Linked DNA regions of Mus musculus: region 1 is linked to region 2. The links are chromatin loops, found by intact Hi-C in ENCODE. Cell type or tissue: gastrocnemius. All regions are shown on one strand. Links, peaks and the distances in the headings refer to the core of each region. The heading gives the core; the rest is flanking DNA. Region 1 overlaps Gm12724 (predicted gene 12724). Region 2 overlaps Usp24 (ubiquitin specific peptidase 24).

Region 1 (15,594 bases), core at 6,852-11,851, 73 kb after region 2:
GCTCAGGAGCTGTTAGCAAATAATAGTTGTTGCAAAAGGGAGAGTCAGTTTTCTTCAAGGATGTGGCTCCTGAGAGGTTTCTTATAATCAAGTATATGATTCTACACCAAGTGTACACTGGCAACTGTAAGTGGACTCGGGTGGGGGGTGGGGTTTAAACTAATAAAAAAAACACACACGGAGGAATTGGAAGACAACAGTGGTGAGGGTGACCCAGGAGGATTGGAAAGGATGGAATTGAGTGGATTTCAAGAAAATATGCTTGCATGAAATTCTCAAGCAAGGAAAAATAAAAATAAGTAAATTAAAAAAAAGAATACCATGAAACCATATTATCCCTTTATTCAGGAGTCTTTGGTGACTTCCTGCTTCCCTGAGGGTCAAGGCAAAATCTTTCTCAAGCCCAGAGTGCTTTGTCCCCCAATCTCCGTCCTTCCCACCCCTTGCTGTCTTGCTGTCTGCACTGGCTTTCAGCTGCTTGAGCTTTGTGTATTTTCTGCTCAGGATCTGCACACTTAGTCCTTCTCTCTGGAAATCCTCTTTCCTTCTGTTCGCCCAGTCAGCCCACTTTTGGATCCGAGCTAAGCCTATGCATCTTTAAGGGTCCTTTTTTGAATTTGGGCTAAATAAGACCCCTGGTGCTGACATAATAATAGCAATTACTCTCTCCTTCCTAATTTTCAGTTTTCAATTATTTGTGTAATTATTTGATTAATGCTTTTCTTTAACATGAATGTTGTTGATATTTGGGTTGGTTTGTATTTCCCTCATTATAGGTGACATAGCTGGTGCTAGGTATGCGGTAAGACTTTTTTTCCCTCTTTTTTTGGAAGAAAAGAAGAAAGAAGGGAATGAAAGAAGGAACATTAGAGATTACTTGTGAGCTGGAGGTCTAAAGAGAAAGTGACTGAAGGGAAGTAGCTTTAGTTGAAGAATGGTCAGGAAGGCATGGTGACCTGTGGACCTGTGGAACAGGAACGCATTGTTAGGGGCAGAGTGCATAGGCACTTTCTCTCCCTTGTAAGGCTGGGCCACACAGAGGTTAAGCACACTGTCTTAGTTAGGGTTTTACTATTGTGAACAGACACCATGACCAAGGCAACTCTTATAAGGACATTTGATTGGGGCTGGCTTACAGGTTCAGAGGTTCAGTCCATTATCATCAAGGTGAGAGCATGGTAGCATCCAGTCAGGCATGGCGTAGGAGGAGCTTAGAGTTCTACATCTTCATCTGAAAGCTGCTAGCAGAATACTGGCTTCCAGGCAACTAGGATGAGGGTCTTAAAGCCCACATCCACAGTGACACACATACTCCAACAAGGTCACACCTTCTAATAGTGCCACTCCCTGGGCCAAGCATATACAAACCATCACACACAATGAATGGGAGTCAGGACCTAACTTCTAGGCCTGGTCTGCTTGCAGTTGGCCACAGTTCTTCCCCTCTCACTCTTGATTTCATCTGAAGAGTAACAATGATTGTCTAATTTTTTAAAACCAAACTTGCACCTACCTTTTTGATTTATGATGTATGTCCTAGCATTAATCAGGCATGGCCGGCTTATAGTCATTCAGACTCTTAGTGTAAAGATATTGTCCCTGGGCAAAATGAAGAAAAAAAAATCAGCAGGTTGAAAGGGTATTGGCTAGCTCATTCGATTACCAGGAAGCCTGAAGAACCAGACTCACAGAGAGGGAGGAATAAGGAAGGCAGCACAGGCAGACCAGAGCCAGACTCCACCAAGGTCAGTGTGGGCACTTAGCTGTTGCCGGTGGAGCATCTCAGCTTGCCTGTGCCAGGAGGTGGCATCTGGCACCTCTGTCGGCAACATTGCCCCATTGCCCTCAGGAAGTGGATGCTTCAGGTTTTGCTGCTATACTCAGAAAAAAATTTCACCTGCGTGTACCCCCAGCCCCCGTACCTCCTCTCCTGTGTCACCAACTCTTCATCCCAAAAGCTGAACAGATGCAAATGACTCCCAAAGCCGGGTTATAGAGTTGAGTCCTGGCTGCCAGGAGACTAAGAAAACAGCTTCTGGGGGGAATGAGACAGACTACATTTCTATGGTAGAGAGTTTAGTTTCCCAGAGTGGGGATCAGAGGGCAACCACACTAGACAGCCAACAAACATCACATGTCCCGTAGCAGGTCATCCCTAAGGTCCTCTTGGTGACAACCATTCGTGACTCTACTATCTCAATGAGAAAGGACACAGCTGCCACTCAACCCACTTCCTATTAATCTCAGCTGCCTATAAAAGTTGTAACATAGTGGCTTTGTCACAGAAAAACATGCTCTGTCCTCTAGGTTCTTATTTCTGGGCACTATAGGGATGTATTGTGGAAGCCCTTGTACTCTGTTTAATGAGACGCTGAAGCCAGCTTGTTTTCTTGGCTCCCCAGCCCTAAAAATAGGGCATTATTGAATAGTCCAATAACCTGGGCAGTTTCCCCAGTGCAGCAAGCCTGAATGTGGATTCACATGTTTAATTGGCAGATGCTGTATCTACTGGAGTTTCTATTTTTAAACTTGCTAAATGCCAATTCTCCCTCAAATGTCAATTCTCAAAGCATGTGGATTTGTTTGTTTTCTTGGTAGAAATTACCTTGCAATGTAAAAGACACATTTATCATAAATGGCTTTTGTGGGGGGGGGGCTAGAAATAGCAATTAAAATATTTTTATTTTTACCCTTACTGTCTTCCTTGTAGTTGTCAAAAAGCTAGAGGGATAAAAAAAAAATGGATGAAAGGGGGTTTCTGAAAAAAGAATCCAGCTTGCAGGATCTTATAGTAATGTATGCACCTTCTTTACATGCGGTTTCCATCAGATCTGCTTCCTTTTTTGGCACTTGAAATTATCCAAGCTGCAGAAGCAAAGCAAGCTTTCTAAAATCATTCAGTGCGAAGAGCCAATTCTGGCTTAATTTGTTACTACTCCAAGGTAACTCAGAGGTGTGAATAGAAAGCAGTGTGACTGAAGCCCTACCTCCCCCCACCACACAGCTGACACATTTACATTGAATGCTGAGCTCTAAAAGGCATTGAACTTGGTCTGCCTACAGCAGTTTTGGAGTGAGCTTCCCAGCTGTGGACCTTGGATGCTTGAAATCTTAGCAAAGCCTCTGTAATTTGGGAACCATGGACATTAGCTGAGAAGGTACATGCTTTAGTTTCCCTTTTGTTGCTATGGCAAAACTCCAACAAAGCAGTTAAAAGGAAACCGGGTTTGTTCTAGTTCAGGGACCAGGGCTATGGTCTATCATGGCAGGGAGGTAGGGGCAGCAGGAGCTGGGAGCCACTGGCCACATTGCAGGGAGAGTTAAGAAGCAGAAAGCTGTGCTTGAGAGATGGCTCAGTGGCTAAGAGCACTGATTGCTCTTCTGAAGGTCCTGAGTTCACATCCCAGCAACCACATGGTAGCTCACAACCATCCATAATGAGATCTAATGCCCTCTTCTGGGGTGTCTGAAGACAGCTACAGTGTACTTACATATAATAAATAAATAAATCTTAAAGAAGAAGAAGAAGGAGGAGGAGGAGGAGGAGGAGGAAGAAAGAAGGAAGAAAGAAGAATGTTGCTTCTCAGTTGCCTTTCTCCACTCATAGTCAGAGATCCCAGCCAGGGAATGGTGACGCCCACAGTGGGAGGGTCTTTCCATCTCAATTTAAAAAAAAATCAAGATAATTTCCCCCAGATGTGGTCAGAGTTCCCTCACACTGGCCAATCTAGCTTAAATTAACATTTAAATTAACATGGACCACCACAGTGACATCTATGCTTTCTTTGGCACTAGCTGTGGGGAAGGCATGTGGGCGGTCCTGATTAAAAGAATGTGAGCTTCAGGGTCAGGTCAGTTAAGAGCCAATCTTTTCCACTCTCCAGCCTGGTCATGTTTCTCAAGGGCTCGGAGCATCAGATTCCTCCAGAGTGAAACGGAGGGGATTACACTTCCACTGCTGTGAATATTACAGGAATTAATGTGTGCAGTGTCCTGACACCTCATAAAAATTCAGGAAATGTTGACACTCTTCTCTGTACGTCTCCACCTCCGTGATGCTACTCTGCTCTTCTGCTTTCAAGCACTCCTTGTCATTTTCATCTTTAGTTGTCTGAGACAGGATCTTTGTAACGGCCTAGGCTGACCTTGAACTTGCCATTCTCACGATCCAGCTCCCTGAACTGGGTTACAGCTATGTGTTACCCCGCCCAACTTCTTCGTGTGCCTTTACTATCCTGTGCTTCTGATCCTGTGTGCTTTTCCTACCCTGTTCCTCGTACTAAAGATTTCTTCTCCCACCTTTGCATATTCAAGTCTAATTACTCCATTAAGGTCTGGCTCAAACAAAATGGTGTGTGAATGTCTGAGGCTAGCCTGGACTACATGTGACCATGTCTGGAAAAAAAAAATCAGAAAGGGTAAGCATCTTGTTCAAGGTTTCACATATCTCAAGTGAGTGGTAGGGTTGGGTTTTGGGCCTGGGCTACCAGTAGGCAGTGTCTGCACATTGCAACATCTAAACTATGTTAGACTGTGTAACCCATGTCAGTGCATTCAAGCTCCACTCTGCTAGTTACTTTTCTATTACTGTAATGAATCATTGTGACCAAAGGGCCTATTTGGGCTTATGGTTTCAGAGGGGTAGGAGTCTATCTCCATCATGGAGGGCTGGCTTGGTAGCAGACACTGCACACATGAATTCCTGTAATATTCAGCTCAAGCATGGAGACTGAGAGCTCAGACCCTGAACTGTAAGCTCACAGCTGAGAGATCAAAATGGGAGTAAGGGAAGGCTGGAAGTTCTCAAAGTCCACCACCCCTTTGACATGCTTCCTCTAGCAAGGCATCTCCTGAGCTTCCCCAAAGAATATTACCAGCTGAGGACCAAGTGCTCAAACACATGACCATTTGAACCCTCATATCCGCCTTCACTGGGAAGAGTTCTTAGAGATAGCATCTTCTGAAGCTTCCTTCTGCAGTAGATGGGAACTGACACAGAGACCCACAACTGGACGATGTGCACAGAGGGAGAGACATTGGAACTGAATGGGATGTCTCTGTCAAACCCTTTCCCTCAGGGCTCGGGGAGCTCTGTGGAAAAGGAGGCAGAAAGTTTGTAAGAGCCACAGGAGATGAAGGATGCAAAGAAAACTGTCTTTCAGACACCACAGGGCTGATGCACGTATGAACTCACAGAGACCATGGCAGCATGCACAAGTCCCTCACAGGTCCAAGCCCGAGGGGTCCTAGCACTGAGAGGGAAACTGGACAGGAGCCTCTCGCCCTAATCCATAAGCTATCTCCAACTGTCAACAGCTTGCAAAGGAAAAGCTTTATCCAATGGGGTCTCGCTGGCTATATAAGTTACATTTAAGGGCAGGCCCCATGCCCAGCAGTAGATGGCCAACACAAAATGAATTCAATGGTATTTTTGGAAACTGCTTTTGTTTTATAATGTGTTGTCTAGGTATTTAAAAAAAAACCTTTTGCTTATACATTGTGGTTTCTAATTTTTGTGTTGTGTATGTGGTTCTTACAATTTTTTCTCTTTGTTTTCTTTTTTTTTTCTTTATTCACTTTACATCTTGCTCACTGCCTAACTCCTGGTGGTCCCCTCCCATGATCCTTCCCCCCACTTCTTCCCCTTCTTCTCTGAGCATGTAGGGAACTCCTTGGTATCTTCCCACCCTGGCACATCGAGTCTCTATGGAGCTAGGCACATCCTTCCCCACTGAGGCCGGGCAAGGCAGCCCAGCTAGAAGAACATATCCCACATACAGGTAACAGCTTTTGGAATAGCCCCTGCTCCAGTTATTCAGAACCCACATGAAGTCCAAGCTGCACATCTGTTACATATGTGCAGGGAGGCCTAGGTCCAGCCTTTGTATACTCTTTGGTTGGTGGTTCAGTCCCTGAAAGCCTCAAGGGTCCAGGTTAGTTGACTCTATTGGTCTTCTTGTGGAGTTCCTACCCCTTTGGGGCTTGCAATCCTCTCCCCTTCTTCCATAAGTGTCCCCAAGCGCCATCCACAGTTTCACTGTGGGTCTCTGCATCTGTCTGAGTCAGCTGCTAGGTGAAACCTCTCAGAGGACAGCCATGCTAGACTCCTGTCTGCAAGCATAACAGAATATCATTAATAATGTCAGGATTGGTGCTTGCCCATGGGATGGGTCTCATGTTGGACTGGTCATTCCCTCAGTCTCTGCTCCATCACCCATCCCTGAATTTCTTGTAGACAGGACAAATTTGGGGTTGAAAGTTTTGTGGGTGGGTTGGTGTCCTTATCAGTCCACCGGGGTTCCTGTCTGGCTACAGGAGGTGGCCCCTTCAGGTTTCATGTCCCCAGTGTTGTGAGTCACAGCCGAGGATACTCCTATTGATCCTTGGGTGCCTCCCTTATCCCAGGTCTTAGTCACATCCTGAAGAGACCCCTTACCTCCCTACCCCCATCAGACACAGATTTCCATTCATTCTCATGGCCATCTGGCTATCCCTCCTGTGCCCTCCTGATCCTGAACCTGATCCTGAACTTCCTCCATTTCTCTCTCCATCCCCTCTCATACCCTGTTCCCTCCCTCCATCTTCCTCTTAGGACTATTTTATTCCCTTTTCTGAGATTCAAGCTTCCTTTTCTTGAGTCTTCCTTTTTGTTTAGCTTCTGTATTCTATGGCTAACATCCACTTATCTTGTTTGTTTTCTAGAGAGAGAGAGAGGAGAGAGAAAGAGAAGACAGAGAGAGAGAGAGAGAGAGAGAGAGAGAGAGAGAGAGACAGAGAGAGAGAGAGACAGAGAGAGAGAGACAGAGAGAGAGACAGAGAGAGAGACAGAGAGAGAGCCTGAAGTTGGATGAGTGAGTGAGTGAGGAGATTGGGAGGATCTGGGACATAGATGAGAGATGAGAAGCCACGATCAGAACATATTGCATGAAATATATTCATTTTCAGTTGAAAAAGAGAAGGAAGCTCTTTTTCTTGCTTTTCATTTTTAATTGAATATTTTCTTTATTTACATTTCAAATGTTATCCCCTTTCCCTGTCCCCTCCAAACCCCTACCCCATCTTCCCCCTCTGCTTCTATGAGGGTGTTTTCCCACCCATCTACCTACTCCCACCTCCCCACCCTGGCAGTGTACTGCTGCATCAAGCCTCCACAGGACTAAGGACCTCTTCTCCCATTGATGCCCATCAAGGCCATCCTCTGCTACATATACAGCTGGAGCCATGGGTCCCTCCATGTGTACTCCTTGGTTGGTGGTTTAGACCCAGGGAGCTCTGGGGGTACTGGTTGTTTGATATTGTTGTTCTTCCTATGAGACTGCAAACCCCTTCAGCTTCTTCAGTCCTTTCTCAAAATCCTTCTTTGGGGACATTATGCTCAGTCCAATGGTTGGTTTTGAGCATCCACCTCTGTATTTGTAAGGCTCTGGCAGAGCCTCTCTGGAGACAGCTATATCAGGCTCCTGTCAGCATGCATTTCTTGGCATCCACAATAGTGTCTGGGTTTGGTGACTGTATATGGATGGCTCCCTGGGGGGTGGGGACAGTCTCTGGATGGCCTTTCCTTCCCTCTCTGCTCCACACTTTGTCTCTGTATTTGCTCCCATGAGTAACTTGTTCCCCGAGAAGGGAGCTTCTTTTGCCTTTGAATTTCACATTCTTCCATTTAGGAAGCTTGCCTGGTGACACATGTCTCTTCCCCCAGACACACTGTTCTTTGGTTTTATCTATCTGTTAATCCCAGTAAGAATGGCTATTTCCTTTTTTCTCCCTTAAATTTGTTTTATTGGGGTTAGGGGTAGCTATATTTGGAACAAATATTATATCCTACAATATAAATAATTTTATCAGAACCAAATTTCCATAGCAGTTATGTTTGCTTTTCAGTTAATGGAGTATGCTGAGATTTCAGTTTGCAGACAACATCTTTTCCTGACAACATCAGTTTTCTGACAACATCTTTCACAGCAGTTCCCACATTGGTCCATGTTTTGTAGGTAGACACAAGTTCTTGCCAAGTTGTCTTCTGGCCCTCCTACTGTGAATATCTCTACTTGCCTGCATGGCTTTGACCAGACTTGCCACTTTAGTAGACATTACTTTTAATAGCACAGACATTGCCCACTGCTTCCCCTACGCTCTGAAGATGTCTTTATTTTGGTACTATGGCTTCATAGCCAGTTTTACCTCTTGTACCTTTTTTTTTTTTTTAACTTGCAACAGTTTTCTTTCTGTCAATTTAACAGCAGCAGTAGAAGGTTGGATGTGACTTGATGACAAAGTATTGCCAGAACTTGGTCCCTGCACTGAAGGACCAAGTATTTTCCTGCGGCTGCTGCTCTAGCAGGTGAGGAGTCTTTTTTTCATGATAGTCATTTAAGTTACTTGGTATCATTGACTGTAGGTATTCAAGATATTTGATGAAGAAATAGCTTTAAAATTGTGAATATGAGTTTTCCTTTCCTCTGCAGAAAAGGTTCCATTTCTTTTATAGTAAAAACTAAAACCCTCAACACAGCTAGCAGATCCCAAGCAGTGAGTCCTGTGGCCTCCCTGGGCTCACTGGTGTGGTGGCCTCTGCTTCTCTACAGTCAGGGCAACATCAGCTTCTGCCTACTCCTTGGGGATTTTTGTTTGATTTCCCTCTCCTGGGAACTAACCTTAGGCTCCTGTCAGGACTGTTTTGTTGAGCAACCCGTTACCTTGTCTTCAGGTCCCATGGCCGGCCTGAGAATAGATGTGTTAAATTCCAGCCACACTCACCCAGCCCTTTATGATGGAAAAACCTAAGGATAGCCTTGCTTTCTTGCTAGGAGAGCCAGGCCATTTGACCCTTGCAGCAACAGAGCTCTCTTGTCTTGTCCAGCTGGCCCTGTTATAGACAAGGAAAGCTCTGGCTCCAGGCCAGAGATTGATCCTGGCAGGAACAGTTTTTGAAGGGACATGTACCCTTCATCTCCCCTTGGCTTGTGCATGCTGACTGCCAGCAGGCTTGGCTCATAGCCACCTTGGCAAAGAGGAATTTGTACAGCCTGATTATTTTCATTTTAATGTCTTCCCAACTTTCTAATTCCAGGGAGAAATAAAACCCAAATAGCTTTTATGACATGTTGGCTTAAAGAAAGGGAGCTTGGGCAGGCAGGCAGATCAAGGTGAGCACACACCCAACTCAGAAATGTTAGCCCTTCATCTAATAATGACATGTACACTTTATAGTAACAGGCAGCACTTATGAAACATTTACTAGATCCCAAGAACTGCACTAGGAATTTTTATGTATATAGTAACTCATTTATTTTTCTTAATTACCACCTTATATGTTTAGGTCCTGTTACTAACCCCACTTTATAGATTAGAAAGTTAAAGCTGGGATGTTAAATAACGTGCCTAAGTTTAGTATGCAGTAGAGCACAGCTCATAGCTGAAGGCAGGAGAGCCCTCAGAGCTTTTGCTTTAGAGATGAGAATATCCAACTACATTATAGTTTTTGGTGCAGGAGTGTAGCAAGGACAGCTCACCAGAACAGCAGATTCTAGAATGATCTATGCACAACCTGCAATACCTCCTGGGTGTTTCCATCGTTGCTGACTCTGTTTTGTCATCTTTAAGGTGACTGTGACTTATAATTTATATTATGAAGACTAAGTCAGGAGGCACACAGAAGCTTCTGGCTCTGCCTGCCATGCAGGTAGTGGCTAATAAATGGCAATAATGAATACAGCACTGGTATGAAGAGACACTAATGTACTAGCGTTAGCTTCCCTTCCTAGTCTTCTATCAGCTGATAACTCCACCATTAACATTTACAGTAAGGTATTCTGTCTCTGGGAGGCCTAATTAAAAAAGAGACACTGTAGAGGGAAATCACTATGACTGTTATACTATAATCATTCTACATTATTATCTTAATTAATAACCAAGCTATGTGTCATGTAAGCCTTCTGGAGAGAAAGATAGTCACTTGTAAAACTGCCTTTAAATTGATATACTACTAACAGCTACCTCTGTTTGATCTACTGTGGTTCAAGGTCTTTTATTTTGTTAATCATTATAGCCAGCCTGTGGGGATGTTATTGTTGTCTTTTGACTTATGAGGCTTACGAGTAGATTAAGCTAGAGTCTAAAGTCACCCAACTGTAAGTGGTGGAGAGAGGATTTTGTTTGAAGGCCTACTACAGGATTCATGTTTGCTTCTGTTGCTGTGATAAAACTCCAACCAAAAGAAGCCTGAGGAGGAAATGGCTGATTTCAGCTCCCAGCTTCCAGTTCACCATGAAGGGAAGCCGGGGCTGGAGCTCAAGGCAGGAACCTGGAGGCAAGAACTGAAGCAGAGGCCATGGAGGAACACTGCTGACAGGCTTGTTTTCTAGGGTTCACTCAGCTATTTTTCTTATATAACCCAAGATTATCTGCCCAGGGGTGGCATTGTCCACAGTGTCCTGATCCGCTCCATCAATCATTAATCAAGAAAATGCCCCACAGACATACCTACTGGCTAATTTGAGGGTGGCATTTCTTAATTGAGGTTCCTGCTTTCTAGATGACTCCAGCTTATGTCAAGTTGACAAAAGACTAAACAGTGAGTTTTTCCATTCTTGGGCCTAGACAACTCACTTTTGTGAAAATATTCTCAGTAGATAATATGAAGCAAAACACGTCATTTGCTAAAACAAAACTGAAAACCACAGTAATGTATTAGGTTCTCCACCTAACCCTTGGATCTGAAGTTAGATAGATTATCAAGAGGCAAGCCCTCACACAAACATAATATAGAGACATCAGCCACAGACAGATGGATTAAGCAACAGAGAACACCCAAAACCATCTTCAGCTAAAGAAATACAATTCAAGATAGGATTACAGAATATGTAAACAGTTCTCAAAATTAAACAATTATGAAAATAAGAAATGTGCTTATAGATGTTGCTCAGTTGGTAGAGTATTTGTGTAGCGTGCCCAAACCCCTTAGTTTGAGTCCTGGTAGCATATCAACTAGATGTAGTGGGGAACATCTATATACTAGAGAGGTGGAGGTGGAGGTGGAGGTGGAGGCAGAGGCAGAAGGATCAGGAATTCAAGCCAGCCTGGGTTATATGAGACTCAAAAAAACCCCTTATTTCTAGAGTTACGCAAATGATTAGTGTTTGGAGTTTCTTGGATGCTATAACAGTGGACAGATTGGTGTAAATATTGTATTCAATTATAAAAAGAAAGGCATATTAAACCAAGTTAAAAAGAGAAAAGATCTGTATTTTAAACTGTCTAGGTTTAAGTAGTAAAGCTAGCTTCTTCAAAACATGTCAAGTGTTTTCATTGCTATCTACGGGGTAATTTAATCATAGTCTTTCCTTACTTAGGTGAAGACCTTTAGGTGTATACTGAGGCAAGGGAAGAGGGGGTCCACAAATTTCTCATTGTATATCTTTTTTTTTTTTTTGAGACAGGGTTTCTCTGTATACCCCTGGCTGTCCTGGAACTCACTTTGTAGACCAGGCTGGCCTAGAACTCAGGAATCCACCTGCCTCTGCCTCCCAAGTGCTGGGATTAAAGGTGTGCATCACCACGCCCGGCTCTCATTGTATATCTTGACCACATATTCCATCACATTGGCAATAGTTAAGGATGTCAGACCTTCGATTTGGGTCTCAGCATCCTGACTGCATTGGCCATTTTTCTTGTTCCTGTGACCAAAAACAAGACAGAAGGAGCCTAATGGGGGAGAGGTCTGTATTGGCTCTCAGCTCAGAGGAAGAGTCCATTACCATAAGGAAGTCATGGTGGCTGGAGTGGGGGCAGTCCTTGAAAGTCTGCAGTTTCCAGCATCCTCAGATGTCCTCAGCAGGGAATCAGAGAACTAGATCAGGACCAGAGTACAGCTGTAATGCTCAAAGGCTGATTCCTACAATTCCAAGTCACAGCTCCTCAGAGTAGCACTACCAGCTGGGAACAAGTGTTCCAAAACATGATCCTGCAGGGAACACTTCACACTCAAACTGTACGGTAAGGTTCTGATAAGTCCTGTTCCCCAATTGGTTCTTGATTTGTCAGTATAGAAGGCAGGGGTTGGGAGTGGGTTGGTGGGGGGGACAATTGCTGAGTGGAAGGTACAGGCTGGACTTCCGGGTCCCAGCAGGAAAAGACAGACGCAGAAGAGACAGGCCCTTTCTGCCATGCTTTGGAGGAAGAGGAACGCTGCAGTCATGTGAGGTCTTGGGGAGAGCTGGAGCCCATGGTCTCCGCTACTGGTAGGTGTCCAAGATGTTTGGCAGGAGCTAGGTGGGACTAGCCATTAAGTTTAGGGCAGGTGGAGAGATGGCGATAATAAATTGGTAAGGGCACACTTTTTTTCAGGAGGGAGATATTGTACCCAGCAATTGTGCCTAGAAGGCAAGTTGTAAAGATACAACCAGTGTGTGTGTCTTTTATCTGTGGGTTCAAGGGTCTCATCTTGGGTGGTAGCTAGTAGTGTAGAAACCTACCAGAGCTAAAGGCAGTAAAGCAAACAGGAAGTTGAGAGGGCAGCCGATCCTGGGCAAATTCAGTATTGATTTTAAAACTACACCAACATCAAACTATAACTGTGACCTACTTCCTCCATAATGCTGGGCAAGGTCACTCTTTGTTATTGTGTTTTTCAAGTAGATAAATAATTATGCCTCCTACCCAGGAGCCATGTGGTAAGATTTCCATGGCATTAGCTGTTAAACTTTGGAGCTGCTTTCATCTGGATTAAGTCAGTGAATTCATTTGTTTTCTCATGCACGTCAGAAGTACCTGCGGATATGTGTGTAAGATTTTGATTGCTAAAATGGATGAACTGCTAATAACACTCATGTTCATTGCCTTAGTAATTTTCTATTGCTGTGAGGACACCATGATCAAGACATTTTATAGAATAAAGAGTTTACTGGGGCTTACAGTTTCAGAGGGTGAGTCCATGACCATCATGGCGGGGAGCATGGAAGTAGACATGCAGACACTGGAGCAATATCTAAGAGCTCACATCCTATCTGAAAGTAGGAAGCAGGGAGAGCGAACAGCAAATGGCATTGGGTTTATGAAACCTCAAAGCCCACTCCCAGTGACACACTTCCTCTAATACAGACCACACCTCCTAACCCTTCCCAAACAGTCCCACCAACTGGAAACCAAGCATTCAAACTATGAGCCTATAGGGGCCACCCTCAATCACACCATCACGTTCACCAATAACAATTCTTCAGAACTACGGATGACAGGGAGGGTGGGGAGTAGTATCAGGGATCCTTTTCTAAGGATAATCATGTAAGACAGATGAAGACAACACACTTGGATCAGCAAAAATTACAATAGCAGGCTCTACCCCAGGGTCTGTGATCACCTGGGCTGTTGACCAGCATTATAGTACCAGTCATAAAACTCCCTCCTATAGACAAGGCTCCCAATCCAGTCAGACACTGATTATCTCTTAATAGTCATGCGCTGTTACACCAGTGGGCAAGCACATCGTTGCCTAGCAGGTCAGTATGGTAACATGTGGGATCTAGCATTGGGCATGTCCATTGATGGTTTTCTCTTATAAAAGCTAGCTGTCAGGGAGGAAATTTCCAAGTCAGTTTGGAATTAATTTCTCTGTGTCCTGCAACCAAAGGGTGGGGTATCTCCAGCAATAGGAATCAAGCTAGCCAAAATTCCACAGATGGGGGTGATCTCCAACCCCCCCTACTTACTGAAGAGCTGTTGCCAGTTGATAACTGCTGGGAGAGGAAGAATCCCCCCCTTTTTTGAGGGTGTGGATATTGGTAAGTTTCCCACTGAAGAGTAGATGGCCCCGCACCCAAGCACTAACTGGCCTTAGCTGGAGAGAGAGAGAGAGAGAGAGAGAGAGAGAGAGAGAGAGAGAGAGAGAGGGAGAGAGAGAGAGAGAGAGAGAGAGAGAGAGAGAGAGAGAGAGAGAGAGAGAGGGGAGGGACATGTGTTAGGGAGGGTATACATGGGGTGGATATGATCATATTTCACAGTATACAGGTATGAAATTCTCAAGAATAAAGAAAAATATATTAAAATAAAACACAGTAAAAACCCAAATATATTAAAATAAAACACAGTAAAAACCCCCACTTTACATGCCATAGACAGATATTATAGGATTCGTCTTGTTTGAAATGGAAGGATGGATTAAGAGGGTAAGTTTACAGAAGTTAGTGATTAATTAACACATGCAATCAAGGGAATCATCAAAAATGGGGGGGGCATGGGGGGGCGGGCAGTGGTGGCTCATGCTTTAATCCCAGCACTTGGGAGGCAGAGGCAGGTGGTTCTCTGAGTTAGAGGCCAACCTGGTCTACAGAGTGAGTTCCCGGACAGACAGAGTTACACAAAGAAACCCTGTCTCAAAAAACAAAACAAAACAAAACAAACAAACAAACAAACAAAAACCCCCAAACCAAACAAACAGAAAAATAACTAGGGGGAACACATAATGTTACACAGGCTGAGCATATTATATTTATATATCTAGGATAATACACACACCACCACCATCGACAGCAACTATTAAAGAAAAAGGCCTGGAATTTTAAAGAGAGCAAGGTGTGTTGGGGTGGGGGGTGGGGTGGGGCTCGTGGTGGGGTCTGAAAGAAGAAAGAAAAGGGGAGATGATGTAACTATATTACAATCTCAAAAATTATTAAAAGAAGTAGAACTAGGTGGGAAGTTGTCCCAGTTTGCCTAGTTTGCCCTAGAATTATTGGTTGAAAACTGGAGTCTGGTGTTCATCAAGTTGGAAGTGCACAAGGGAGACAAAAGGCTTGAAGATGGTTACCAAACACAGCTGGGTAAGAAGAAGTTCTACTGCTCCAGAGCAAGCTGGTAGTGGGGTCACAGTTTATAGCCACTTATTGACAATTTCTACTAAAGCATGAGAAGAGAGCAGCTTGAAGGTTGATACATAGACGATGATAGACATGCTTACTGGCATGTCTTCAATCCATGTTGTATATACACATCGAATTATCATGCCACACCTGCTAAGTCCATACTCACTATGTGCCAAATAAAAATTCAAATCCTACCCAAACACTACACTTGGTGAGAAGGGTAGGTAGTGGAGATTAGTGATAACAGTCTTAGATAAAAGTGTGTCTAAGAGGCTTGTGGTCACCAACTTCTCTAAACTCATCCTTCTCCTAAAATCCTTCCTTCTACCACACTCTTTCTAATGAGCTTGATCCTATAACATTTGTCTGTGGCATGTAGAAATATTTTTTTACTGCATTATATATGTATATATATATATATATATGTATATATATATATACACACACACAAACATATATATATGTGTATATATATGTGTGTATATATATATAATTTTACTCTTGAGTCAGGATTACACCCACATGGTCAGAGCAGATCATAAGCTGATGATCTCAGCCATCACTTGGCACAAATAGTCAATATTATGGTGCAGTCACTATGAGCTATGATTGTTCTGTGTATGCTTAATATTTAACTATTTAAATAAGTGTGTGTGTGTTGTGTGTGTCACTATGCAAGTGTGGTGATCAGAGGACAGTTCTCTCCTTGACGGTGTGTGTCCTGGGGAATCACACTTCA
Region 2 (15,594 bases), core at 6,016-11,015:
TCTGACAGGTTAAAAATAACCTGCGGCCTGCTAAGTAGTTAACGTTTTTAGCCTATAAAAAGGGGGGAATAAGGAGAGTTGGGGTGTATAGGAACAAGATATACTATATATGTCTGAAATTGTCAAAGATGGTAGTTTTGAAAAGGAGGGCAAGCTATGTAATGCACAGTGCAGGCAGCACTAGGGTGTGAGGAGGAAGCTGCTTCCAACAGAGATGGGAACTTCTGGGGGGAGGGAACAGTGGTGCGGGTGCGTGTGTAGGCTGCCTTAGGATTCCGAGTCACCATTTTGTGTTGGGCCTGATCTTGGCAAAAACTATATGTTAAGCAAAGCAAAACAAACACCGCGCACGAGAGCTTAGGACTGTCCTACTGTAACATAGTTTCAACAGACATAACATATGGGAGGCATTTAAGGAAAACTCAAGGATGTAATATATTATTTTCTTATTAGACATGAAAAGACATCAAATCTCAATGATAAAAGTAACCACTAATGATCATTTATTCTATGTTGATTAGAAATAGTTTACTAACAAGGTGCTTAAGACTAGAGAACTGACGCAAAGAACATCCCCCTTCTCTAGGAGGATGGTAAGCAGCCTAAGATCTCAGTCTCCAGGCAGAGCCACAGAGCACACTCAGACCAGGACTGATTTATTTTCAAAAACAGCAACACCTCGGTGTTTCCAGCTTCATATACAACTAGAAGGAACTCCTTTATTTTTTACTACTACTTTTGCTTAAAACTAAAATTACTTACTTTTAAAAATATAGTTTACAATGCTTAATGAAGATGTTAGAGATGCATAGTTCTGAACTAAGGCAGAGGGGAAATGACCCCTTTAACCGACAAACCGTTAATGATATCAAATCTGAATTTAGTTACCAAGGACAACACAATGCAGATAAGCCCATGTATAAATTATAAATGTGCTTCGAAATTGGCCAGTTCTAAAATAAAATCAGTGATTAATGTTGTATACATATGCATCTTAAGCTATTTCCCAAGTATGCAATTACTTTATTTCTATATATACTATAGATATGAAAATATAAACAAGGTCTAGTTTCTGTATCTGGTAGAATCTGAACATTGAGTCAATTTAAAAAACTGTAACTGTAACTTCCTCTGTTTGCAAACTCTCCAGACTAAGGCACATTATTTCCTCACATTGCCACTGTGGGGTGTGACTACTGCCCCAGAGGATCAGCAAACATATTTATATTTAGCATATGAATTCTAAAAGAAATATGTATCTGCCTAACTTCTTTTTATGTTACAAATCACAATTAGCAATGGCCATGAGTTACAGCTCATCATCTACAAACTAGCATGTCTGAAAAGCCAAAGGAAGCAACTTAACTGAGGGCGGAGCTTTAAAAATTACTTGACATTTACAAATAAGCCTTTAAATTAATGTCATGGCCTTAGCTTTTATTTAGGAAGCCATCCCAGTGTAGTTAAAAATGAATCAATACACTGCTCCTTGATACAGGGTACATTATGAGAGGTTAACACCCCTTGTTGAAAGAAGCAAAATCTACCAGTAAATAGATAAGCTTCCATATGCCAATCTACTGAACTCACACATGTAAAGATTATTTGACTTAGCCAGTGTGTGTGTGTGAGGGGCGGGGGGCAGGTGGATCTCTGTAAAGCTAGCCTGGTCTAGAGGGAGGAGGGGCAAGCAGATGGATCTCTGTAAAGCTAGCCTGGTCTACAAAGAGAGTTCTAGGACAGTCAGGGCTACTCAGGGAAACTCTTTCTACAAACAAACAAAGATTATTTAATTTAATGAAGAAAAGACTGCCAATGTTGCTCAAAGTATATTTTAGTATCAAGGGGGCAGGAGAGATGCCTCAGCAGTTAAGAGCACTGACTGCTCTTCCAGAGGTCCTGAGTTCAATTCCCAGCAAGCAAATGGTGGCTCACAACCATCTGTAATGGGATCTGATGCCCTCTTCTGGTGTGTCTGAAGGCAGCCACAGTATACTCATAAACATAAAATAAATACATTTTTTAAAAAAATCAATTTATTTTAATATCAAACTATCCTACTTGCAAACAATTACAATGTAGTCAAAAGAACTTCCAAATTTCTGGCCACATACAGAAAACTAAAGCTGACTAAACTGTAGCTAAAGAAGACAAGTGCTACTGCCAATAGCTTAAATCATGAAACCATTAATACTTAATTCCACATCACTGATTTACAAAAACTTTCAGAAAATCTTGAAATTGTCCACTTTATTTATACTGTATTTTCAAAAACAATTCAGTTGCGCATATCTAATATTTGTTATTTCAGATTAGAGAAACAATTCCTAAAATCCTGCTAAGATGAGATGAATGGGCACCCAAGTGAAAGCAGCATATACAGGGACCCTGAGCCGCACCCTCACTCATCCGGAACAGAGGAACCAGAGCCTCACTTCCTACAGCCCCTTGCCTAGGAACAACAGCCATCCCTGCATTTACAGTAAATAGAAATGCCAAGTCACAGCGTGTGAAGTAGCTCAGTGGGTGAAGGCGTTTGCTGCCAAGCGTGACAACTGATTTCCCGGACTTACCATGCTCCTGAAGCTGTCCTCTGTCCCACCCACCCACCCACCCAGAGAGAGAGAGAGAGAGAGAGAGAGAGAGAGAGAGAGAGAGAGGAAACATATGTAATAAAGACAATTTAAAACAAAAAGCTTAAGTTCCAGTCCCCTTAGACCTAAGGCATGCTTAACAAATTTTCCAGTTCCTTCCTTGATAGGTGGAAAGGCAAAGTTTCCGAAGCACCACTCCAGAACCCAGGAAAATGCTTTTACAAGGAGCGAACAAGGTGCTGGACAGATGGCTCAGTGGTCAGTGGTTAGGAATGCTGGCTGCTCTTCTAGGGGACCTGAATTTGGTTCCCAGCATCCATATGGTAAGCCCGAGGCTTTCTACAACTCCAGCTCCAGGGAATCTGATGCCCTCTTCTGGTTTTCACAGGAATGAGGTATGCACGTAGTCCACAGACATATATGCAGCCCACAACTCACACATGTAAAATTAATTTTTAAACATGTTAAAGTGCAAACAAGCGGGACATGGTGGCTCACACCCGGTGCCAGCAGTTGGGGAGACTAGGCCATGAGTGAGTTACAGGACATCCTGGTATACAAAGTGAGACCTTGTCTCTGAAACAAACCAAACCAAAAAGCACAAACAAACAAACTAGAATTTATAGTGTCCACAACAAAGATCTGGGCATGAAAGGATTACCCATTAAAACTTTATTCTTTTCTTCCAAAGCACTAGTAATTTTTTTAAATAATTAAAATGCAATATATCATTCTGGATATGAAAGAGGTCGCCTTATCTAGAATGGAGTTGGCATTTGTTCTTAATTTCATTTTTTAGGTAATTTCACACATTTTCTAGGTAGTCTGAATTGTGGCTTCTGCCACCACACTTGGCTTTGTGAGCGTAACTAAGATCCTGAACCTTCCTGGTGTATCTCAGTTTCCCTCAGTTAGAAACAGGGACTAGGATTAACACAGAGGCAGCAGGAAGAGAGCATAAAGCCGCCAGCCTCTCTTCAGGCTGTTTGTAAGCACTTCTCTCTCAGCTGGACTGACTAGACGTGGTAGAGTAGAGGCACTTCAAATGTCCCACATCCTGAGAACTAACAGTTCAGACAGGAATCTGTTTCCTTCCTCCCTCTTCCCTCAGATGGTAGTCTCAGGAAGAATGGCCCCTATAGGTTCATATATTTGAACGTTTGATTCCCAGATGGTAGATTATTTAGAAAGGACTAGGAGGTGTGGCATGTTAACAGGAGACACTTTGGGGTTTCAAAAGACCAGGCCAGGCTGAGTATTGCTATCTCTCTGCCTCCATCTTGCAGATCTGCTGCAAGGTGTCAAGCTACTGCCCCATTGCCATGTTTGCCTGCCTTCCACCACGCTGCCCACCATGATGGTTATGGACTAACCCTCTACAACTTTTAAATGCTTTTATATGATGCCTTGGTTATGGGTTCTCTTCACAGCTACAACAATAATTAAAACACTTCCTAGTCTCTGAAAGTTTTGTGAAATCCTTCCAATCAATGGTCAACGTAAGACCTCAGGAATTACCTACACTGCAGTCCTTTAACACTGCTTTAGCTGAGAACCTTCTCATGCTGCTTAGACTGACACAACGTTCATCTAAGTGCCATGCCTTGGACCTGTGTCCTCTCCCTATACAAACTGCCGCCTGTCTTACTCAGGGTTTCTAGTACTGTGAGAAAACCCTGATCAAAGCAGCTTGGGAGCAAAGGGTTTATTTATTTGGTTTACACAGTCCATTGAGGGAAGCCAAGGCAGGAAGCTGGAGGCAAGAGCTGAAGCAGAGGCCATGGAGGAGTACTGTTCACTGGCTCGCTCCCTGTGGTTTGCTCAGCCTGCTTTTTACAGTCCAGGACCACCTGCCAGGGGTGGTACCTCCCACAGTAGATGAGCTCCCTTCTATCAATCATTAATCATGAATAGAACAAATATTTCAAAAGAGTGATGGCAACAAATAAAAACAAACAAGAAGATGGCCCAGAACGGATTCTTCCATCTAACTTAGTACCTCTAATAGTAAACGCTGCCTTAGACCTTAGGAAAAGAACCCAGAAGACCAAGCCACTTCTCAAAGCTCTCCCAATTCAATATGAGTGAAAAATAACAGTATCAACATAGTGGGAAAATGCCACAACATGTAAAAGTTTCTATTAAAATTCAAAAAGGGCAGGGAGAATGAATAAAAGGTTGTGTAATGGAAGGTTATACTTGATGAAGCCTTAACTGACAATTACCAATAAAGTGATTAACAGCACACTGGGTATGTTAGTCTTCGAGGTCTTAGGGGGCTTGTGGAGCTGAAATAAGATTGTTCCTACCCTACCAGCGACCACAAGGCTGTGTTAAGTCTACTTTGTAGAGAATGGACAAGTGCAGACAAGTGCAGGATCAGACCGACACTAGCAATGCCATGGATTAGCTCTTCAAGTCAGTCAACCAACCCAGCGAGAGCAGAAAAAGGTGGCGGGGCGGCAAGGCAGGCCAGCCAGGAGAAAAGCCTTTTGCACCGACAAGGAATCATAATGCCGTGTCATGTTTTAAAGCTGACTTTCTAAAGTATCCTCTAAGAGTTCACTAATTTGCAGGTTTATTTCTGCAATTATTAACATACAGAATCTAGGTCAAATGTTTTAAACATGCTAATAGTGTTCCAAGTTATCTTTCAAAATGCTTAATTTCTTTTTTTTTAAATGCTTAATTTTAAATCTACAAATGTACACAATCTCCCAGATGGTATTTTTGATACGCTGTTTAATATATAGACAACAAAAGGACAGTTTAAAAGTGAAGGAAGGGCTGGAGAGATGGCTCAGTGGTTAAGAGTACCGACTGCTCTTCCGAAGGTCCTGAGTTCAAATCCCAGCAACCACATGGTGGCTCACAACCATCTGTAATGAGATCTGATGCCCTCTTCTGGTGTGTCTGAAGACAACTACAGTGTACTTAGATATAATAATAAATCAATCTTTTAAAAAAAAAAAAAGTGAAGGAAACGCCAGGCATGGTGGTGCATGCCTTTAATCCCAGCACTCAGGAGGCAGAGACAGGTGGATTTCTGCGTTTGAGGCCAGCCTGGTCTAAAAATGAGTTCCAGGACAACCTAGGCTATACAGAGAAACCCTATTTCGAAAATCCAAAAATCCAGAAATCCATCCCCCCACTCCCCAAAAAAATGAAGGAAACAAATCTGAAACAGTTTGTAAACCAGGCTACCAACTGGCCCAGGATTGTACAGCTTATTTCCAAGTACTCAGTACCCATACTGACTGCATACACTCAGGCAGGGCTCAGGAGTGCTAACGTGATAGGCTGACACAGCACCTGGGGAAGTGACAGCAACTGCTTGGCATCCTTCTCCTCCTGAAGCCCAGCAGCCTTCACTAACTTACAAGGAATTACAGACAGAAAGAAGAAAGCAAAGGAAGGAGGTAGCTCCATAGTAACTTTGACCTTCTAACCCAAACAATATTTAACAAAGGGAATCATGTTGACTAAAGACAGAAACTTTGTGAGGAAGGGTATATTTAAGATGGCCTACAGTCAAATACTTCCTCATGTTACAAAGAAATACATGGCTGTGCAGTCGGCTGTAGTTCTCAAGAGGCTACAGCAGGAGGATTGCTGCAAACTGAAGGCCAGCCTGGCCTACAGAAACCGTCTCTCAAATAAAGTTGAGTGTAATGGTGCAGGCTTTAATCCCAGTACTTGGGAGGCTTGGGCAGGAAGATTATTGTACACCTGAGGCCAGCCTGAGCCACAGAGCAAGGCCCTGCCTGAGAGAAAGAGAGAGAATGAACATTTTTAAAAGTAGACATGCTGGGCGGTGGTGGCACACGCCTTTAATCCCAACATTTGGGAGGCAGAGGCAGGTGGATTTCTGAGTTCGAGGCCAGCCTGGTCTACAAAGTGAGTTCCAGGACAGCCAGGACTATACAGAGAAACCCTGCCTCGAAAAACCAAAAAAACAAAAACAAAACAAACCAACCAAACAAACAAACAAACAAAAAACAGTAAACATTGTCCACCCAAAAATGCAAGAGGACAATTTTTTTTTGATTTTGATAATGAGCCAAAAGTCACTATCCTCTAAGTGACAAGATTTGACATACCAAGATCTATATGGTCCCTTCCAACCCTGAGACAAATCTTCTATTTTAATCCCTAAAGTTATAACATGAAACTTTATTTGCTGGAACAAGGAAAAGAACAGCAGAAACCAGTCGGCTGTGGAGACGGTTTCTGCTTTGTAAGGATATCTGGCTATGTAGCCTTGATACTTCTCTCCAGATTGTTGTCACTATGCACTGGGGGAAGGAGAAGCAAGGTTGCATCATTTCTGACCTTCAACCCTTAGTGAATGCTTGGAATTCCTTTACTACAGACCTGTTCTAGATGTTAACCAAATAAAGCTCAGAGTGATGAGAAGCAAAGAGGACTTGCTTGCCATCCACTACCGATGCGTGTGGGCCTCTCTGCGCACACACATTGTAAACTATTGATTGATGGTACAAAGGAATATACTTGGCCAGCATCATTTCAGTAGGAATTGAGTGCTAGCTACTCACCCAATACATCACATTCTGTCAAAAACAAACAACAGTTGTTCCTGTGTGTAAGACTGAAGCAGCGATGATCTGTTGCTACTATAATTCAACAGAACATTTCAAAATGAGGCATGAACCGTGAGAAGTAAATCACACAAATGAAAATAACACTGTCAATTTATTACTTTGGTTAGCATTTCAACATAAAACATACCACAAAAGTCAAAATAGGAATAGTAAGCCAGAGCCCAACTGTAAGTGGCCTCTGCAAAGGCTTTCCTTCACAGGGCTGCTAGGCCTCTCCAGCAAGACTTCCAAACAGCCCCAACACCCATCCAGATCTAAAGGACTCTGCTGTGTTATCAAGGACTTTTGAGATAGAAGATTAGTTCCTATGCAGGTGGCTTACACCTCTAGTCCAGCACCTGGGAAGGTAGGTAGGTGGATGGCCACAATATGAGAACCCATCTTTAAGAAAAACAGAACAAAACAAAACCAACCAACCAAACAAACAAACAAACAAAAACCAAACAGGCCATGGCCCTGCGCTCTGGGAGACAGGTGCAGGTAGATCTCTGAGTTCAAAATCACCAGGGTCTATACAGGTCTGTCAGGGCTACAGAGTAAGCCCTGTGTATGTAAAAAATAAACTGCTTTGTTTTTTTTTTTTTAGATTTATGCTTTTAGGAAAAAAATAAATAAATGGCACTATTCTTAAGAGACAGTAGTTGAGAAAATACCAACCCATGGATATTAAACATTCAACAAATAAGTAAATAAAAATTCTGTACATGGCAATAAAAATTTTTCCCTTAAAATTTTTTGAGTCCTGGCAATGGATACCACTGTAGATAAATTATATCACAAAAAATTCTAAGGCACTATCCAAATTCTTTTGATAAATCTATATTTCTTCATACTTAACTCAGAATCTTAAAGTCTCCAGCTTCTAAAAATCAAATATAGTTTATTACATTTTGAACATAAAAAAATCTACTAGGCTCAAGGCTATAATAAAGAAGTGTGATGGTTAATTCTATGGTCAACTTAATTGGATTAAGAAATGTCGGGCTGGTGAGATGGCTCAGTGGGTAAGAGCACCCGACTGCTCTTCCAAAGGTCCGAAGTTCAAATCCCAGCAACCACATGGTGGCTCACAACCACCCGTAATGAGATCTGATGCCCTCTTCTGGTGGCTCACAACCACCCGTAATGAGATCTGATGCCCTCTTCTGGTGCGTCTGAAGACAGCTACAGTGTACTTACATGTAATAAATAAATAAATAAATAAATAAATGTGTTAAAAAAAAAAAAAAAAAAAAAGAAATGTCTAGGGCACAAGGGAAGCTTAGCTTTGTGTTTGTGATGCTAGAGGCTAAACTAAAAAGAGAACCTGGCCTGGATATGGGTAACAACACCCCTGGCTGGGGTCTGCCGCTGAAAACAAAACCAGGAGGAAAGCAACTCTGTCCTTTCTCTGCTTCCTGATTTGTTCAGATAAAGAGCTGTGGGGTCCCTCTCCCCGGTACCCCCCCCATCCCTGTTGCCATGCCTCCCATACATGACAGACCATAGTCTCCAAACTTGAGACAAAATAAATCCTTCCTCCTTTAAGCTGCCTTTGGCAGGTCTCCATCACAGCAATGACAAAAGTACCAAGAGAGGACTATGTCCAACTTCCTCATCCTTGTATCAGCTGTTCTCAGTACCGACCTCAGGGCCAGCATACACAGAAAAGTTCTTGACGAAAACTGGCCAATCTGAATGGCTAGTTTTAGTAAATGGACATTAACTATTTTGCTGTTCTGGTATTTCAGTATAATATGTGTTCGTTTATCTATTGGATATGATCTAAACCACTATTTAATATATATCTACAGTCTCTATTTAATAAAAATAACAGAAATAGCTGTTCTGCTCTTTTTTTTTTTTTTTTTTTTTCGAGACAGGGTTTCTCTGTGTAGTCCTGGCTGTCCTGGAACTCACTCTGTAGACCAGGCTGGCCTCGAACTCAGAAATCCGCCTGCCTCTGCCTCCCGAGTGCTGGGATTAAAGGCATGCGCCACCACGCCCGGCTGTTCTGCTCTTTTAAGAATGTTTAATCCCAGCACTCGGGAGGCAGAGGCAGGCAGATTTCTGAGTTCAAGGCCAGCCTGGTCTACAGAGTGAGTTCCAGGACAGCCAGGGCTACACAGAGAAACCCTGTCTCGAAAACCCAAAAAAAAAAAAAAAAAAAAAAAAGAAAGGAAGAAAGAAAGGAAGGAAGAAAGAAAGAAAGAAAGAACGAACGAACGAACAAACGAACAGTTACTGAATGTACAAGACTGAAAGAATTAGGTGATTGGAATCTTAAAACCTGCAGACAGACCGGACTCTACAAATGACATTGTTAGGGGAGGTAGGAACACAGAAAAGCTGTTAACTGTGCTGCTGGTGTCTACCTGTGTTCTTCTGGAATCTATCCTTTACCTTAAAACAAACCTCTTAAGATAGCAGTCACAACCCTTTCAAAAGCTGGCCGGTTAAAACAGAGATCCATCAGAACACAGCAATAATTAGGACAACAAAATGCTGATATTGGGGAAGGACATGTGTAGGGCGAACACAGAAAAGAGGTGGGCAGAGCAGGAAGACCAAACTACAAATGCTGCTCACACTCAGGCTCCCAGGGATAACTCCTGTGGAACCAGTCTTCATACAACCAGTTAGGAAGAACAGCAAAGCAAACACTGGAAACCAAATGTTCCTAATTTATGTAGAATAGTTTCTGTGACAGCTAATGTTCCTTGCCAACTTGACCAGATCTGCCATCAGCCAACAGGTAAACTGCTTGGCACGCCTGGGAGGCGTGGTGAGGCATTGGTGCTGTGCACTATCTAAAGGGGGATGGCGGCCCTCAAACAGGGCAGCAGAGATAAGAGCACAAGGAGGGAAATGCTTTGTGCATGCTTGCTCTCACTCCCTGTTGGTCCGTCAGCACTCCTTCCTGGTAATAGAGCACAGACTGAAGACCAATAGCACTCCAGGACTCCACCAGCCTTCAGTTCCAGACTGAGACTATGATCGATTCTAGCATTACAGCCTCTCCAGTGAGACAGCCACTCCTGTACTACACAGACTCTAATGTCTGTGTAAGCCAATCTAATACAGTCACATATATATACATCTATATATTACCCCCCCCCGACACACACACATACATGTATGTTAGATAAAAACCAAGTAAATCTTTTTATACTTAATTTTCCTCAGAAGTCATTTGAGTAATTTTACAGTCTATTTAAGAACTGTTAAGTGCTTTAGACTTTTTAACTACTTACATTTTAATGGGCAGACAGTAAAGTTTATTTGTCTGTTTTAATGTGTATTTACATTTAATAAAAGTTATAGGCCATTAAAGGTTCATCAAAGAAAACTTTAATTAAAAAAAATCAGCCTCACTGTCCAAAAATAACAGTATGTAAATATTTTAGTATTAGCTTATTTCAAATATTGCATATATATTTATGTATACAGTGGTTTGAATAGGTATGGTCCCCACAGACTCATATATTTGAATACTTGGCCCATAGGGATTGGTATTATTGGGAGATACAGTCTTGAAGTAGGTGTGGACTTCTTGGGGAACATGTGTCACTGTGGAAGTGGCTTTAAGGTCCTACATACTCAAGCTATGAACCAGTGTGGCGGTCTCCTTCTGCTGCCCAGCTATTGAGATTTAGAGCTCTTGGCTCATCTACCACTGTGTCTGCCTACAAGCTGCCCTGCTTCCAGACATGACTGATGATAATGGACTAAACCTCTGAAACTCTATAAACTAGCCTCAAGTGAATGTTTTCTTTCATAAGAGATGTCTTGGTCACAGTATCTCTTCACACAATATTATCTTAAGACAATAAATAAACATGACTGGTTCTACAGCTTCTAACTTTTATACATATACATATATATACATATACATACATAGCCTCCAAGGTCTCTGCATCAGGGTTTTCATTTGCTTCCCTGACTCCCTGGTGGAGTTGGAGGTTATAGTAATAACTGCAACAAGCCTGGGTCCCAGTACTACCCTTTCCTTCCTAGGGACATCGGCTTGGCTCAGTCATTTCCCTTCGCTGAGCTTCAGCTTCCCTAGTCACAATATGAAAGAGCTAGGAAAGACTTCTAGATTTTAAATGTCTTTAGTAGATTTTTTTTTTCAATGAGATTTTTAACATGGCAACCAATCATGTAACAGATGTAGTAGTGTTTCTCCTGTTGAAGAGGGCTCATGCTCTCTATAACTAAAACCCTGGAGGAAATTCTAGACTCTGATATGTGAACTATTAAGTCCATGTGATGATAGTACAAGCATCTTAGGGAAAGAAAGGACTCTGTACTACCCTTGGTCAGCAAAGTTCCATGAATTAGCCTATTAAAATTGCCAGGGCCTTGACCACACTAACATGCTTAATATATAGTTGCAGAAATGGTGATTTAGGCAACCTAACATGCATATAGATAGTTGGGGAAACGGTAATGTAGACATTATTCATGTTTTCTGAAACAAGAGTCTTGTTATGTAGCACATTTTGGAGTTTTGAACAGGCATGGCCCCCATAGACTCATGTGTTTGAATGCCTGACCCATAGAGAGTGGCAATATTAGGAGGTGTGGTCTTGTTGGAGAAAGTGTCTCTGTGGAGGCGGGCTTTGAGGTCTTCTATGCTCAAGCTATGTGGAGTGTGACACACGATCTCCTTCTACTGCCTGTGGATCAAGATGTAGAACTCTCGGCTTCTCCCAGCACCAAGTCTGCCTATACTCACCACGCACCCACTATGATGATAAGGGACTAAACCTCTGAAACTCTAAACCAGCCCCAATTAAATGTTTGTTTTATAAGAGTTGCCATGGTCATGGTGTCTTTTCACAGCAATGGAAATCCTAAGACACGCAGTAACATAGGTAGCAAGCAGAGAACCCAGAATAGAAAACAGTCTCCCAAACCCTGATTTAATATTCAAGTATCACGTAACCTTTCATTTCAGATTCTCTTTCTATCCATCTATTTATCCACTAAGTTAATTCTCTATCCGATCAAACACCAGCGAGGAACTACAGATAAAATACACAAATACAAGCACCTTTTAAACTAGAATTTCATCCTCAACAGCACTTTACTTGATGTCTGCACACTATGTACTGGGAGAATGTAGCAGTAGAAAACATTTGTGCACTTCATATAAAATGGTCGGTGAGCTAGCCTTGACGAATCAATCTGTGCTAGCCAGATAAGCAAGAAGCATGGAGTGGGCAAGCAGATGGCAGAAACCTATAAAGGAAAGGAAGGTAAGAGATAAAAATCAAGTCAAATAGGGAAACCCTGCAATAAAAGGATTTAGATTTTACCCAGAGGAGATGAGGACTATAGATCCTTATGACCAAGGTTATGATTAAAGCTTGAATGTTAGAAAGATCCTTCTAGTGCTACACACAGAATTTCAAAGAAACATTTAGAGAAGAGGGGAATGGGAACCAGAGCAGCTAGGTAGAGAAAGGGCACCTGTGCACTTACACATGCACAGGTACCGTGGCACTGCTTCTCTCGCAGCTGGAATTACAAGTTCTTGTGAGCCTTGAGATATGGGTGGTGGGATCCCAACTCCAGTCCTCCAGCTTGAGCAGAAGAGCTTAACCGCTAAGCCACCTCTGCAGCCCTGACAACAGGTGTCAACAGAAAAGAGAAAGGGAGGGGGCTACAGTGACTGAGGTAACTGACAGGACGCTCCTCTTGTAGCTGGAATACCTTCCTATTTCTGAGTCAGCATAGCTTACTTTAAATTGTTTCTAAATGCCTTGCTGTCGATTTCCAAGTATAAATCTTAAAGTACAATTCAATTTCCAACTGAAACTGACAAGATGGAGTGAAAAGCAAGAAGGAAAAAAGGGATTCTTTTCCACAAGTAAGTTGGGGTCTGAAAGCACAGGTCACAGATGCTGCAAAGTGTCTGCCATAAAATGTCTGGCCATAATCTTGTTTTAATTTCCAAAGTCATTTTGAAGACCTACTGATAAAGATTTTAAGGGGAGAGGGGAGAGGGGAGAGGGGAGAGGGGAGAGGGGAGAAGGAGAGATGAAGAGGGAGAGAGGGAGAAGGAGGGGGGAGGGGAAGAGAGGGAGGGGGAGAAGAGGGGAGAGGGGTGTGTGTGTGTGTGATGATCCGCACCATAAGGGGAGATGGACCATAAGCACGTGGTCAGGAGAAACAGCAAGCATCTAGGAAACTTCGCTGGGGAGGTGGCCAGGCCAGCAGTTAGAGAGTAGATGTAGATTTGACAAAGCCAAATGAAGTCACCATAGTCTGAGACAGTTTTGGAAGCTGGCTGGGGACAAGTCTAAATTGGTTGTACTACACTTAACTGTGTTAGCTCTTCAGAACAATCAAAACAATCAAGAGTATGGCTTCATAATCCATAAATTAGATTCAAGGAATCTCTAAAAACAAGTAAATTCCTTTTCACAGAGAGGAAGAAAGAAAATCATAAACCATCAATAGTGGGAACAAGGTTTCTCACTGTTGGACAAAATTATGAACATGAAAATGGTCATATATTTTGTTAAAAATTCACCACAGACATAGTGTCACTAATGTGATCTTAACAAAAAAAAATTGTATGAAACAAATGTGACTGAAAATTGTGATAATATTCAGCAACAAAAATTTTATACAAACAATGAGAACGAGAAATACAAGCTTTAAAATGAAACCAATGCTCTCAAAAAGGCAAAAACCAGCTCTTCTGAAAATAAAGAACAATTTTCTTGGTTGACTATCTGCAGTTTATTCAGACTGAACTGTCTTATCTGAATTCTCTAGATATCTGAAACTTATTTGTTCAATGCTCTAAATTAAATTAAACTTTTTTAAGATTTATTTTTATTTTATGAAAATGTGTTTTGTTTGCATGACTGTGTTTAAACCTCATGCATCCCTGGTGACCACAGAGACAGGAAGAGGGTGTTAGGTCCCCTGGAAGTAGAGTTAAGCACAGCCGATTGTAAGTCACCCCCTGAGTGCTGAGCACTGCTCTAAACCCCTGAGCCATCTCTCCAGGTCCACAACCGTAGAGTCAGTTAAAATGTATTACACATTTCTAATCCTTTTCAAAAAAGCACACTGACATGTCTGTCCTTTGGCTTGTGACATCATTATAAATGCAGACATTCTCTGAGGGTTATGATACCCACAAAGGTGTTTCAAATCACCCTATGGAAACGTACCTAGCCTGTTTTGAACGGCTCCTTTCTCCTGTAACTAAGGGGCTACAGACGCTTCTTATTGTAGTCCACGATGCCTACTTCTCAGAGCAAACCGCCTCATGTGAAGACTATGTCTAAATACGGGGGACAGCAACAAGAGGAGGCAATGCAACCCCTCTGTCATGAAGGCAGGGTGGGAAATAAGCTGACGGTAGTTCTGCCTATCAGCAGTCCAGAAGAGGAGGCTGCACAGCCGGTTCAAGGCCAGCCTGAGCTGCATGAAACCCTGTCTCAAAAGTCAAAACCAAAAAGCCATTCATACAAATACCGCCAATAAAAAGGAAGGGGAAATGTTTCTATGAGCAGTAGGGTGCGGTACAGCAAGAAGGAAAGAGGAGGCCTGGGGAGGGCAGTCGGGGAGCAAATAAGCACAAAGTATAATGGTGTCTGTGTGCGAAAATACCGTGAAGGAACCTATTGCCTCCTATACTAATCAAAAAATAAATAAATGAAACAATAAAGCTTAAACACAAATGAGTAAATCTATGTGCTGTAGTAGAGTAAGTTTCTTTGGTATTCCAAATATGAAAATTTTCCTAGAAAACTCATCTGTGGCTTTGAAAGATTCTATCAAACCTTCTTTGACACTTTCTTATTAAAAATGAAAATTTTCAGTGCTGAAAAGGAAGCTCAGGAGTTAAAAGCATGCACTGCGGGCTGGCGAGATGGCTCTGTGGGTAAGAGCACTGACTGTTCTTCCTAAGATCCTGAGGTCAAATCCCAGCAACCACATGGTGGCTCACAACCACCCGTAATGAGATCTCATGCCCTCTTCTGGCTCATCTGAAGACAGCTACAGTGTACTTATGTATAATAATAAATAAATCTTAAAAAAAAAAAAAAGCATGCACTGCTCTTACAGAGAAACTGTAACCCCAGTCACAGGACCTAACACACCTAACCTTTGCAGGCTCCTGCACTTATGTACACACACACACATACACACAGACACACACACACAACATCTGAGAAGTAACCCTAAAAGTATGTAAGTACACTGATATATTTTTCTGCTAAAAGTTGAAACCTTGCCAGGCTTGGTTCTAGCACTGCACAGGCAGAGGCAAGAGGATCTCTATGCGTTTAAGACCAACCTGGTCTACATAGTGAACTGCAGGCCAACCAGAGCGACACAAAGAGACCAGAAAAACAAACAAACAAACA

Evidence for each region. A loop is a pair of places that touch in the nucleus more often than their neighbours do. Peaks named below come from ENCODE experiments on the same cell type or tissue, not always from the same donor. Only the 100,000 strongest peaks of a DNase experiment are listed, where the experiment ranks them.
Region 1: it touches region 2 in a loop (2.4-fold over the local background); 3 of 42 quality-filtered maps call a loop at or near these places.

What each region holds. Positions count from the first base shown.
Region 1 is chr4:106,249,745-106,265,338 of GRCm38, reverse strand. It overlaps Gm12724 (predicted gene 12724), which reads right to left. Exons shown (of 5, transcript NR_151521.1): 3 at 1,514-1,599. It overlaps Gm52671 (a long non-coding RNA gene), which reads left to right. Exons shown (of 3, transcript XR_003955088.1): 3 at 8,244-8,326. Among named protein-coding and RNA genes, the nearest start is that of Gm12724, 20 kb to the right of the region's middle. In gastrocnemius, for the core only: no CTCF peak of the experiment used is centred there; a DNase peak (open chromatin) is centred at 8,926; H3K27ac peaks cover 2,124 bases.
Region 2 is chr4:106,322,080-106,337,673 of GRCm38, reverse strand. All of the region lies in intron 1 of Usp24 (ubiquitin specific peptidase 24), which reads right to left. Gm40218 (a long non-coding RNA gene) reads right to left here and starts at 13,245. Exons shown (of 2, transcript XR_867979.3): 1 at 12,708-13,245; 2 at 11,319-12,673. In gastrocnemius, for the core only: a CTCF peak has its summit at 8,336 (motif pointing left); no DNase peak of the experiment used is centred there; H3K27ac peaks cover 1,694 bases.